Regions from separate parts of the Mus musculus genome. Here region 2 is linked to region 1. A link is a loop called in an ENCODE intact Hi-C map of the cell type or tissue named here. Cell type or tissue: heart. All regions are shown on one strand. Each heading gives the region's core, and the rest is flanking DNA. Links, peaks and the distances in the headings are about the cores only. Region 1 overlaps Plcb4 (phospholipase C, beta 4). Region 2 overlaps Plcb4 (phospholipase C, beta 4).

What was found. A loop is a pair of places that touch in the nucleus more often than their neighbours do. Peaks named below come from ENCODE experiments on the same cell type or tissue, not always from the same donor. Only the 100,000 strongest peaks of a DNase experiment are listed, where the experiment ranks them.
Region 2: a loop joins it to region 1, with 2.3 times the contacts of the local background. A loop is called at or near these places in 1 of 42 quality-filtered maps.

The regions. Positions count from the first base shown.
Region 1 is chr2:135,924,513-135,929,890 of GRCm38, reverse strand. All of the region lies in intron 7 of Plcb4 (phospholipase C, beta 4), which reads right to left. Among named protein-coding and RNA genes, the nearest start is that of Gm14210, 110 kb to the right of the region's middle. In heart, for the core only: a CTCF peak has its summit at 2,807 (motif pointing right); a DNase peak (open chromatin) is centred at 2,660.
Region 2 is chr2:135,795,703-135,801,080 of GRCm38, reverse strand. The region is part of intron 2 of Plcb4 (phospholipase C, beta 4); the gene reads right to left. Among named protein-coding and RNA genes, the nearest start is that of Gm14210, 15 kb to the left of the region's middle. In heart, for the core only: a CTCF peak has its summit at 2,779 (motif pointing left); DNase peaks (open chromatin) are centred at 1,510 and 2,820; H3K27ac peaks cover 861 bases.

The sequences.
Region 1 (5,378 bases), core at 238-5,237:
CTTTTTCATTATTATTATTATTATTATTATTATTATTATTATTATTACTATAATACAGCCTGTCTCCTCTGTGGAATAAAACTACAGACTCTTCTTTTATCCCCCCTTGCTGCACAGGCATCTATATTTTACACGGTTGTATTTTATTCTGCAGGTTTCATTTTTCCCATTAAGTTAAATGTGGCATGACAATGCCATGAAAGACTGGCTGGCTTCCTAAGCTTCCCACTTGCAGCCTGTTTCAATATAAGCCTTATTATTTTAGTTGTTCAGCCTTCTCTAAGTCATGCTGTACAAGTACATGCCGATACGTTTACCTATTCCAGTTTAGAGGACAAATGTGACAAGGCCCTTCACTGCAGTGTCAGGATGCTGCTCCATCTGGCCTGCTTACATAGTTTACCTGTTTGTCTTTTCCAGCAAAGCCTTAAAAAGTCAAAGATTCGTTGCCTGCTGCCACGGTACCCAGAGCAAGCAGGGATGTGTTCACAGAACTTCTGTATAAGGACCTGAACCTCAGCTGCAGTTCATACCACCACTCCACGGGTTTACAAGGAAAAGTGAGGACAGATTACGCATGACAGGAAAGAACTTTGGGTCTGTAAAAGGGCATTTTTCTAGAAAAGGCTAGCCCATGAACCAAAGCCAACACTGCTCTTGGATCCAATGTCTGATGCTAATGAATGCCACAAAGGAATGACACATTGGCGACATGCTGTGCAGCAAACTGGAGCTTGGGAATAAACAGAGCTAAGGCTCCTCCCCGGCCCACTCTACCTCCTTAAGTTTGCAGCTACTGCCAAGGGGAGGAAGACATTTTGGAATGGGTAGTCACATAAATGTGAATGTCACTGTCGTTGATCATAGGATTCCTTAAATTCAAATTGAATAAGTCTAAAATTGGATGTCTCAGTTGACATTCAAGTGCCCCACAAAAAGCCATGACGAGGACTCGAGGCCCTGTCCTGAGAGTGCCCAGGAGAAGCACTGTTGTCATCACAGAAGCTCCTGGTGCACAGCACTGCCCCAAAACACCAGGCTTCACGTTACCAGATGAGGGATTTCATGTCTGAAAGCCCTGAGCTGATAACTGCATTATAGCAGTGTGGTTTGGGTCTTGTTATTTGATGTCTTCTCCTGTTAATTTCGGTAAAGACACACAGGACATAAATGGTTCTGTCTCAGGAGCTTTAGCTAATCCTCAATACCTTGCACTCATCATCCCCATCTGTGCCTCTCCCGCTGACCCTCGCTAGTCAGTTTCCTGGGTCTATGTTTTAAACGATGTTAAGTATCTCGCACAAGAATAATCACACAGGATTTTCCATGTTCTGACTGGCTATTTCTCTCGGCATTATGCTTTCATTTAATGTGCCAAATTCTGCTTTTACAAGGCAGAATTCAATTGTATGTGCATGCCACGGTCATCCATCCGTTCTTCTCTCCATGGATACCTGAGCTTCTTTGTCTTGAATACTGTAAATAACTGATATGAATTACTTGGCATAAATGCCCACAGGCAAGGGTCACAGGACGACACGAGGAGCCTTTCAACTTTTTAAAGAAAATGCCATACTGCTTTCTGTGATAGCTACATCATCTTACATTTCTCCCAACAGTGCATGAGGGTGCTAACTTCTACATCCTCACTAGTGCCGTTCTGTTGGGTGTGAAGCTAATGGCTTTTATTGCCCTGGAGAGTCCCAGACGTTGCTGACAGCTTTCTGATGGAAGACGGAAGAACTCTCAGGAGGCACCTTTCCTTTTGCAGCTAGCAAAGGCCGTTTTCTGAGAACTGCAAATAGCATCAAAAGCTTCAACAAACAGGTAAGGTCTGGACACAGAGAGAGAATCAAGAAACGAAACAGGAGCTTTAAAGAATTGCTTCTTTTCTCATTACCAGACCTCTCTTCCTCTGTCGGGCTAAATATGGACTTGGCTCCCCGGAGATTATTGAATATCCTGTAACTGGCCTAACAAACCACAGGCCCACACAGTTTCCCAGGAGCAGACAGAAAAAGCACAAATAATTTGGATGGCATTAACTGGGAGTATTTTTCTCAACCTGAAGGCTTGAGATCTGTTCCAAAACATAGAACAAAGTCCACAGTTTCCTAGGGCACAGAAGTGGCCGGTACAGAGAAACAACGTTTTTTGATCACACTAATTTAGTTGTTTCTAGAAATAACCACCAGATACTGGGGGAGGGGAGGTATTGAGGAGGCTTAAACTGCCTTCATCATCATCATCTTCTTCTTCTTCTTCTTCTTCTTCTTCTTCTTCTTCTTCTTCTTCTTCTTCTTCTTCTTCTTCTTCTTCTTCTTCTTCTTCTTCGCCTCCTCCTCCTCCTCCTCCTCCTCCTCCTTCTTCTTCTTCTTCTCCTCCCCCTCCTACTCCTCTTCTTCTTTTTTAATAGAATTGGGGAAGACTCTTATTTATCAGAATGGAAAGGTGATGACCTTTGATATCACCACTCATGACAGAACTCACGCATCGCAAATGTCACCACCATCCTCAGGGATAGCTTAGCCCTGAGTGGGAGGCTGTGACGTGTTCTTTTTATGAAGATGAAAGCAGGTCTGAGGGCCTTGCCCAGAGTCACAGAGCCCGTCTTGGGTCAGGTCCCCATGTTGGGATGTTTTCACCCAATCGCTTGCTCCCTGTCTCTCTGTCAGGGAAGGCAAGGTCCTTTAGACCTCCTCCATGTCCATGCCATGACTCAGGCCAAACACATAGTATGCGTGCCAGTAACTACAGGAAATATTAATGCCTGACGTGTTTTGTTGCTCTTTTCAAACATTAAGGAGATGAGATGCCAGCAGGTGTCAGTAGAGTCCCAGAATTTCTCTGGAAAGTTTCTCCAGGTATGAGCTACAGGCCTTTGCTTATTTCCAGATTAACAGGTTTTAAAGTGGTGACTTAAAAATACACCTGTTTGAATTGCTGTAGGTAAGCTTGAATACTTTAATAGCATGTCACCCTTAGAGGTGTATCTTTGAGCTATTGGATAACAGACATGCCTTGGTGGGGTCTCAGAGTTGCTTGCGGTGGGCACACGCAGCAGGGGTACCAGGTAACTTCACCATGACAGGAAAAACAGCACCTGAATACAGAGAGGTGTGGCTTCCGTAAAGTCTCACCCTTCTTTTATATTTTAGTTTTATTTACTTTATTTGTGCTGAATATTGAAGACAAAGCCTTGACCATACTAACTACACATATTAGCACTGATAACCACTTTGTTCTCTTACTCTATAATCCTTTCTATACTTTATAGATTGATTTGACCTTTTCCAGTATCCCTTCTCAGGAAAATAAAATCCTTGAGGAGTCTTGTGTAGGATTGTCTGGGCATGTGGAAAGCTAAGAGGTGCCTGGGGACACTGGGTCTGGCTTCTAGCACTTCTTGACCTGATTTTCTTCATGCAGACACCGAGTTATCAAGCATCCTGCTCCTGGCAAATGTCTGGGCCTTCCTCATTATGTGTCTCCTTGCTGTAGAACACTAGAAAACACTGTCACAAACAAAAGGAACCCCTCCTCATTAAGATAATGCAGAAACACACAATTATAACAAAACTAGACTAAACCCACATGAACTGAAACTCAGTTGCTATAGCAACAATTTTCCTTTAGAACAATGCTTCTCAACCCTCCTGATGCTGTAGGTCCTCATGCTGTGATGACCCCCAACCATAAAACTATTCCGTTGCTACTTCATACTCTTACCAATTGTAATGTAAATGTCTGTGTTCTCTGATGGTCTTACGTAGGCAACCCTGTGAAAGGGTTGTTTGACCCCCCCCCCCAGGGTCATGACACATAGGCTGAGAACCACTGCTTTATCACTACAAGCTCGAGGTCAGAGGGATCCACAGAGCTCCAGCTCAGCCAGGGCTGTGGTTTAGCTTCCTCTTTCCTTTTCCATGTCCTAGATCCCAGTCCAGCTCTTTCTACGACATTAGCCCAAATCGCCTTATTCATCTGAGGAGACCACTCACAGAATTTCTCTTCATTCTTCTGTCCCTGCTTCAAGCACTGTGGAAGTCTTCCCAAGGAAATACACCCAACAGTAGCACAGACCTGCTAGGTAAAGTATGCCAGGAGTGCTAGCCTGGGTTAGACCTTAAAAGCCCCCACCCCTCCTTTTCCTCCCTCTCTCCTTTCCTCCTTCTTGCTCCTTCCCTCTCCTTCCATCCCTTCTTTCTGGAATATCAGCAAGATAACCTGGAAATTATTTAAATCTAAGTGATCATGTCCAACCTCCTGACTCAGTTTGCAGGTATGGAGACTCAGAGGATGGAGAACAGAAATCTGTTTCTTTTTAATTTTTTGGGAGAGGGTGTGTAGCCTATGGTTTCATAAATGGGAGGTGAGGGCTTTACCACTGAACTATAACCTCAGCAATCTCTCTCTCTCTCTCTCTTCTCCCTCCCTCTCTCTCTCTCTCTCTCTCTCTCTCTCTCTCTCTCTCTCTCTCTCTCACACACACACACACACACACACACACACACACACACACACACAGACATATGATTCCTGGCCAAGGGGCAGCAATATTTCCAGGGAACTTGTTAGAAATAGAGTCTTAGGTGTCTTCCCCTGGATTAGACTTTACATCTGCCGTGTGAGCCTGTGCAGATTCATTTGAAAGGTGTGATGCACCTAAAAGAGTGCATCTCCCAAAATACAAGCAAGTGAGGTGTTTGGTGAGTACCCACATTCTGGCTCAGAGATGCTGACTCTCTGATCCCGTGATGCTATTTGAGAGATCCTGAAACTTGTAAGAGTAGGAGCCAAGCAGTCAGGGAGCTACATCTTAGTTTGGGCTTCTCTCTGTTCATCTTTCTCCTGCTCCTTGCAACCATGAGATGAAGAACCTCCTCTGTCATGTGCTCCTGCCATGGTGTTCTACCCAAGCATCTTAGTTACTTCTCTATTGCTGCCGTAAAATGCCTTGACAAGAGCAACGTAAGAGAGAAAGAGTGTATTCTGACTCAAAACTGTCTTCCATCCTGGTGCGGAGGTCAAGGTAGGATGAGATTGAAGAAGCTGGCCCGGTCATCCCGATAAGAGGCTGAGGGGAAGCCGGGCATGGTGGTGCACGCCTTTAATCCCAGCACTCGGGAGGCAGAGGCAGGCGGATTTCTGAGTTCGAGGCCAGCCTGGTCTACAAAGTGAGTTCCAGGACAGCCAGGGCTATACAGAGAAACCCTATCTTGAAAAACAAAAAACAAACAAACAAAACAACAACAACAACAACAACAACAACAACAACAACAAAACAAACCAACCCCACCCACCCCACCCCCCAAAAAAAGAGGCTGAGGGGAATGAATGTTGCTAAGGGTGAGTTCATTTTCTCTATTTTATTCAGC
Region 2 (5,378 bases), core at 150-5,149, 130 kb after region 1:
ATGCTGTGTGTAGGTACCATCTACTCAATGACAGTAACCGAGGACCGTTAGCTTCCAGAGGCCCTCTGCATGTAGTAGTGGGAGCTAGAACTATACCTTGGTTGGGCATCTTCATTTTCTACTATTCAGTTTCAGTTCCTGTCTTATTAGCTATTAGCAGAAATCACAGAAACTAATTTATTTTGTGAGAACCACTTCTCTTTCATCTGATGTGTAATGTGGTATTGCTTTTTTGTGGCTTTTGTTTTTACAGGGTCTCAAGCTACATCATTTGACGTAAAATACCACACAAAGCTGCTACAACATTCATATATGTCTGAGATTACATATAAATGAAATATCCCTGGCTTCCCTGTGATCCTCAGTGAACCCCATAGAAGATTCCAGCAGGCTCTCAGTGTCAGAAGCCTGGACTCTTGCCAACACAGGTAATTATTCTCTGCCTACCTAATTTCCCCGGGCAATTTTAATTGAAAATAGTATTATCTTTTATCCGTTACTGCATTCTAATCTGCTCGGAAGCGTCCCTGTGTCCCGCTTCTTGCCTCCACTATAAGCTCACTGAGCTGATCTCTTTTTGAAGCTTAAGTTGAAAATAAAGTTTCTTAAGTTCCCAAGGGGGTGCGGGGAACCTAAGATATGCATGAGCCATTTAATGAGTCTCAAGCTATTCTGCTGAATACCACTGGCAGTCAGGATGAAGTATCCTTTCCTGCTGTCTAGCCTTATGAAGTTTCTTTGGTGGACAGAAACCTAAACCTTTTCTTACTGAAACACACACACACACACACACATATACACACACACATATACACACACACATATACACACACACACACATACACACACACACATACACACACACATACACACACACACATACACACACACATACACACACACACATACACACACACATACACACACCTACCTCCTACAGGTTAGATATGATTTTATTCTCTTTTTGTCCATTTCCAAATAGCCTATTTATTTAAAAATTCCTATTCATTTCCAAATAACCTGATTAACAATCAGCAAAACCAAAACATACCATTTAACATAGAAATGCTGGAACATCATTGGAAATGCAATTGAAATATGCATTTTCGGTGACTTCCAATCACAATACTCTGAAACCAATGCTGTCCAACAGACACGGGGAAGACCACAAACGCATCAAATGCATGTCACATGTGCAATATTAAGCTTTCCAACGTCATCATTACAAACACACAAAGAAGACAGAATGCTACTCAGGGTTAAAACAAAGAACTGTTGACCAACAAGTAGGACGGAGGTAAGGGAGTGTTGAAAAAGAAGCTAACCACAAAAGGGTGTACGTTACATCATTCCGTATGCATGACATACTTGAAGTGATTATCCAGATGGAGCACAAATCAGTGATTCTTCTTGAGAAAGAGCAGAGAAAAGGACGTGGCCCTTGATCTTAGGAGATAACAGCACAGGAAGCCTATACAATGGAGATCCTCGGAATTTGTCTGTGGTGGCGGCCTGTGGATCTGCATAGGCAATTAAGCTATATTGAACACACACGGAACCCTATGAAATCTGATAAGCTCCATCAGTTATATCAATTCACAATGGCACTGCGGTTCTGTGTGGTTTTTGCCAATGGGGAAAACTAGAAAATACAAGGAAGACAAGCTAAGAGCTGAGGCAAAAGCTCCATGGTGGAGCACTTCCTTTGTCAAGGCCAAAGTCACCCTGCCCTGTATGCACCCCCTGCCCAAGGATAGATAGGTGCTTCCGAAAAGGCTGGAGACTGTTGTTTATGGGAGATAGCAAAGCCACGGGGTTTCCTTCCCCGAAACAAGGTACATAGGCAGGAAGTAGGTCAGGATAGATGCTTACCCCTGATTGGCCTGATTGGAAATACAGTGACCATGTAGGCTTACATTTTTAAGCCTCTGCAAAATGTGTCGCCATTTTCTGGGAACCTAGGAATTGATCTGGCCAGAGTCCATCATCCTCACCAGTATTTAATTAAAGCTTGCTTTCAATTTTGGCTCAAAAAACGGTCCAATTGGTCTTTCTCTCACAATTTTCAGGTTTAACAACTTACCATGACAAAGCCTGAGGTTCAGCCTTCAGCAGTACAAAACAACAAAGGTTAAATAAAGTAGGTTTAATTTCTAGAAAATATTTTATTTAACCCACTAATTTCCAAATACTTTCATATAATTAATCCACATGTAACTGGTGCAAAAATGAAGTTTGTTGTTTTTGTTGGATTCCAAGGCTTTGGGATCTACTGTGGACTTTACATGACCATCTCTCAATTCAAACTAACCTCCTTTAGAGTACTCAAATGGTCACATGTGACTTGGCTTCCAGGACTGAGCAACAGCGCACCCACTCCTCAAATCCCTTCAGTGGTACATGATCTTCACTGTGACACATCTTTCTTTTTGGAAGTCTCTGGCAGACACGCTTCATAAATGAAAGCCTTAAATATTGGATAGTCACCAGAAACTATGATACTGCCTACAAAGAATAGCACTGGTAGTATCAACTTCAGTCTGTCCTGGATGGTAGTTTCAATGCTGCATTTGTTTTGTTTTGTTTTGTTTTGTTTTGTTTGGAAACTAATTTCTAGTCTCTCTAGAAACAACACACAAGTCTAGTTGCAGGAACTATGGTGTGTTAGCTGTGCTCAAGGACTAAGGCCTCTGGGCCTCTGGGCCTCTGGGCCTCTGGGAGTCACTCTGTCAGGCCTTCTGCCTTGCTCTCCCATTTCCCTCTGGTGACTGGAGGCAGGATCTCTCACACAAGAGAACCTTGTGTGCTTGCTCTGTCAGCCTTGGAACTGACACCATCACGAGGGAAGAAGAAACAAGTGATGGAGTATATGATAGAAGCTCTGAAAAATATATAGAATTAGGCCAAACCTCCTGGGAGCTGAGAAGCAAAACAGGAAGCAACTGGGTCTGAGCTGAAGCTGCAGGGCTCAGAAGAGCAGACTACTCACCATCCCCCATCCTTGCAAGCAAAAATAAAGAGAGAAAACACTGTTGCAAACCAGAGCCTGGGGGCGTAGGAAGAGAATGGATTTGGGAGTGAGAATGGGCTATCGTTGAGAATGCAAGTCAATTAGCCTCGCCTGGACCTAGTTTCCTCATTTGCAAAGCAGTAAAATTATCTACCAAATTCACCCTTTTAAAGTGAAATGGGATCATACACAAGGCAGGCCTATCACAGGCCTGTGGCTGTTCAGTTACAGTCCTCCACGTCTCCTTTACTTCTGCTGTCAAATCACTGGGAGAATAGAGAAACAATCTGGGCAAATTAAACAAAGACTAGGAACATGGGAAATGCAAGGGCTGATGGCTCCAGAAAAAAAAAATGCCAGAGAGAAGGGGGGAAAAAAAAACCTGTTTCCTCTCAATGTGTTATAATTCCCCTCTGCCAGGCTGCTGGGAAAGCGGATTTCATAATCAATCTAAGTTTACAGATGCTTCAGGGAGGTGTAGAGAGGACGCATGTGAGACACAGGAGAACTGTGATCTCCAGTAAATCTAGAAACATAGAAAAACACAAACTCAGGACCTCAGGGAGCTCTACCTACATAATCTACACAAGCACAAAAACAACAACAAAAAACCCCACGACAAACAAACAAGCAAACCAAAGGGACAGCTTACCAGAGCTTTGGAGGGCCTAAAGCTCTCCCCGAGTATTTAAATTTGGATTGGTATCTATATGGTTTATTTTGCTTTGCTTTGCTTTGCTTTTTTGCCACACACAACTGGTCAACCATCTGTTCCATGAGACTATATATCAGGAGCAGGCCCACAGGGTCCTGATGATAATTTGTTTTCGACTGATGCACTTGACTACTGTAAACTCTTCAAAGCCAAGAACAGAGATACTAGTACCAGACCACCAAAACAGGTACCATACTGAAAATGGCGCCCAAATGCATAGGAAGACAGCAGCTAGCTCTCGGTTCTCTTTCCTATCCACAACGATTGGTGTTAGTAGGAACTTAAGCAGCTGGTTTATGAATGGTTCCAACATAGGCTGGTCACCTGGAATGGCACTTCACATGATATGAGCCAGCTTCTGGGAGAGCGTGAGAAGAGTTCCATGCTCTTTGCAGACAGAGCTGCTGCTACTGGCATCAGGCAAGCAGCCTGAGATGCTACAAGTAATACACGAAGCAAGATAAGGTCACTATAGGAAACCACAGCAACCAAAGTCAAATGAAATGGAGAAGTACTTAGATGTTCTCGCCCTCCAGGGACGTTCAGGGCACACCAGAGCCTGGATTCTGAAGCATAGACTGTTTTAATGATAAAGATCATTAATCAAATAGAATAACTATTATTGTGCACGCACATGATAAAATTCATTCTTTCTAGTGTAGTTCTGCAGTTTTTGTGAAACGCATAAACTCATACAACGCCAATCATTTCACAAAACAATCCCCCTGCTGTCCTAACAACCCCACACTGCTCCTTTGTGTCACCCTCACTATCTAATTCCTACACAACCATTTACCTGCTTTCTCTTCCTAGACGTATGTACCAATAGATGGTTCTTTTCCTCTGAAAAGTGCCTAACTCATTGTATTGGGAACAACACAGTTTGTCTTTCATTTCTTCTACTTTCTGATGCTCGTAAAAAGAACTAATGTAAATATGAGTGAATGGCTGGGGTTAAAAAGCCATTTCCTAGATACCCATAAATGGTTCTTCTGAATTACATGTCTTTGTGTTTAACCATGAGAAACCACTGGAGTCTTGCAAAGTAGCTGCACTATGCTGAAATCCCATCAATAATGTGTCCTGTATCATCACCCCCCAGGTACCGTGTGGGATGTACATTTCCGTCTTATTTTATCATATTAGATATGAAAGATGAGAGATGTCTCTATGGGTAGCATCCTTGCTGCACAACCATGAAGCCCTGAGTTCAGATCTTAAGCAGCTGTATGAAAGTCAGGTGTGGTGGCATATGAATTCCATTCCTAGGAGATAGAAAAAAGTGGAACCTGGAGGCTTGCTAGCTAGACACCCAATGAGTTCCGCATGTGGTATAGGCCCGAAAACCCACTAAGCAAAGCTATTTTTTCTCCTACCCAAAAGAACAAACCTGCATCTGGATAAAGATTTAACATTCCAGGTAGGTTGGCCAGGTATCTGGACAACAGACCACCCATCAGAAATGTAGATTCTCTTACCACCATGTTAAAGAGATGGAAGGAATAATTAACCCTTTAATGAAAGAATGTATTCCTTTTCCTTCACAGAAAACTCACCTCAGCTGCTACAGAGCTGGGCATGTCTGGGTAGCTGCCAAGATTTACAGTTTGCCTATCTTGTGACTTTTTAAAAACTCTAATAAAATTGTTCTAG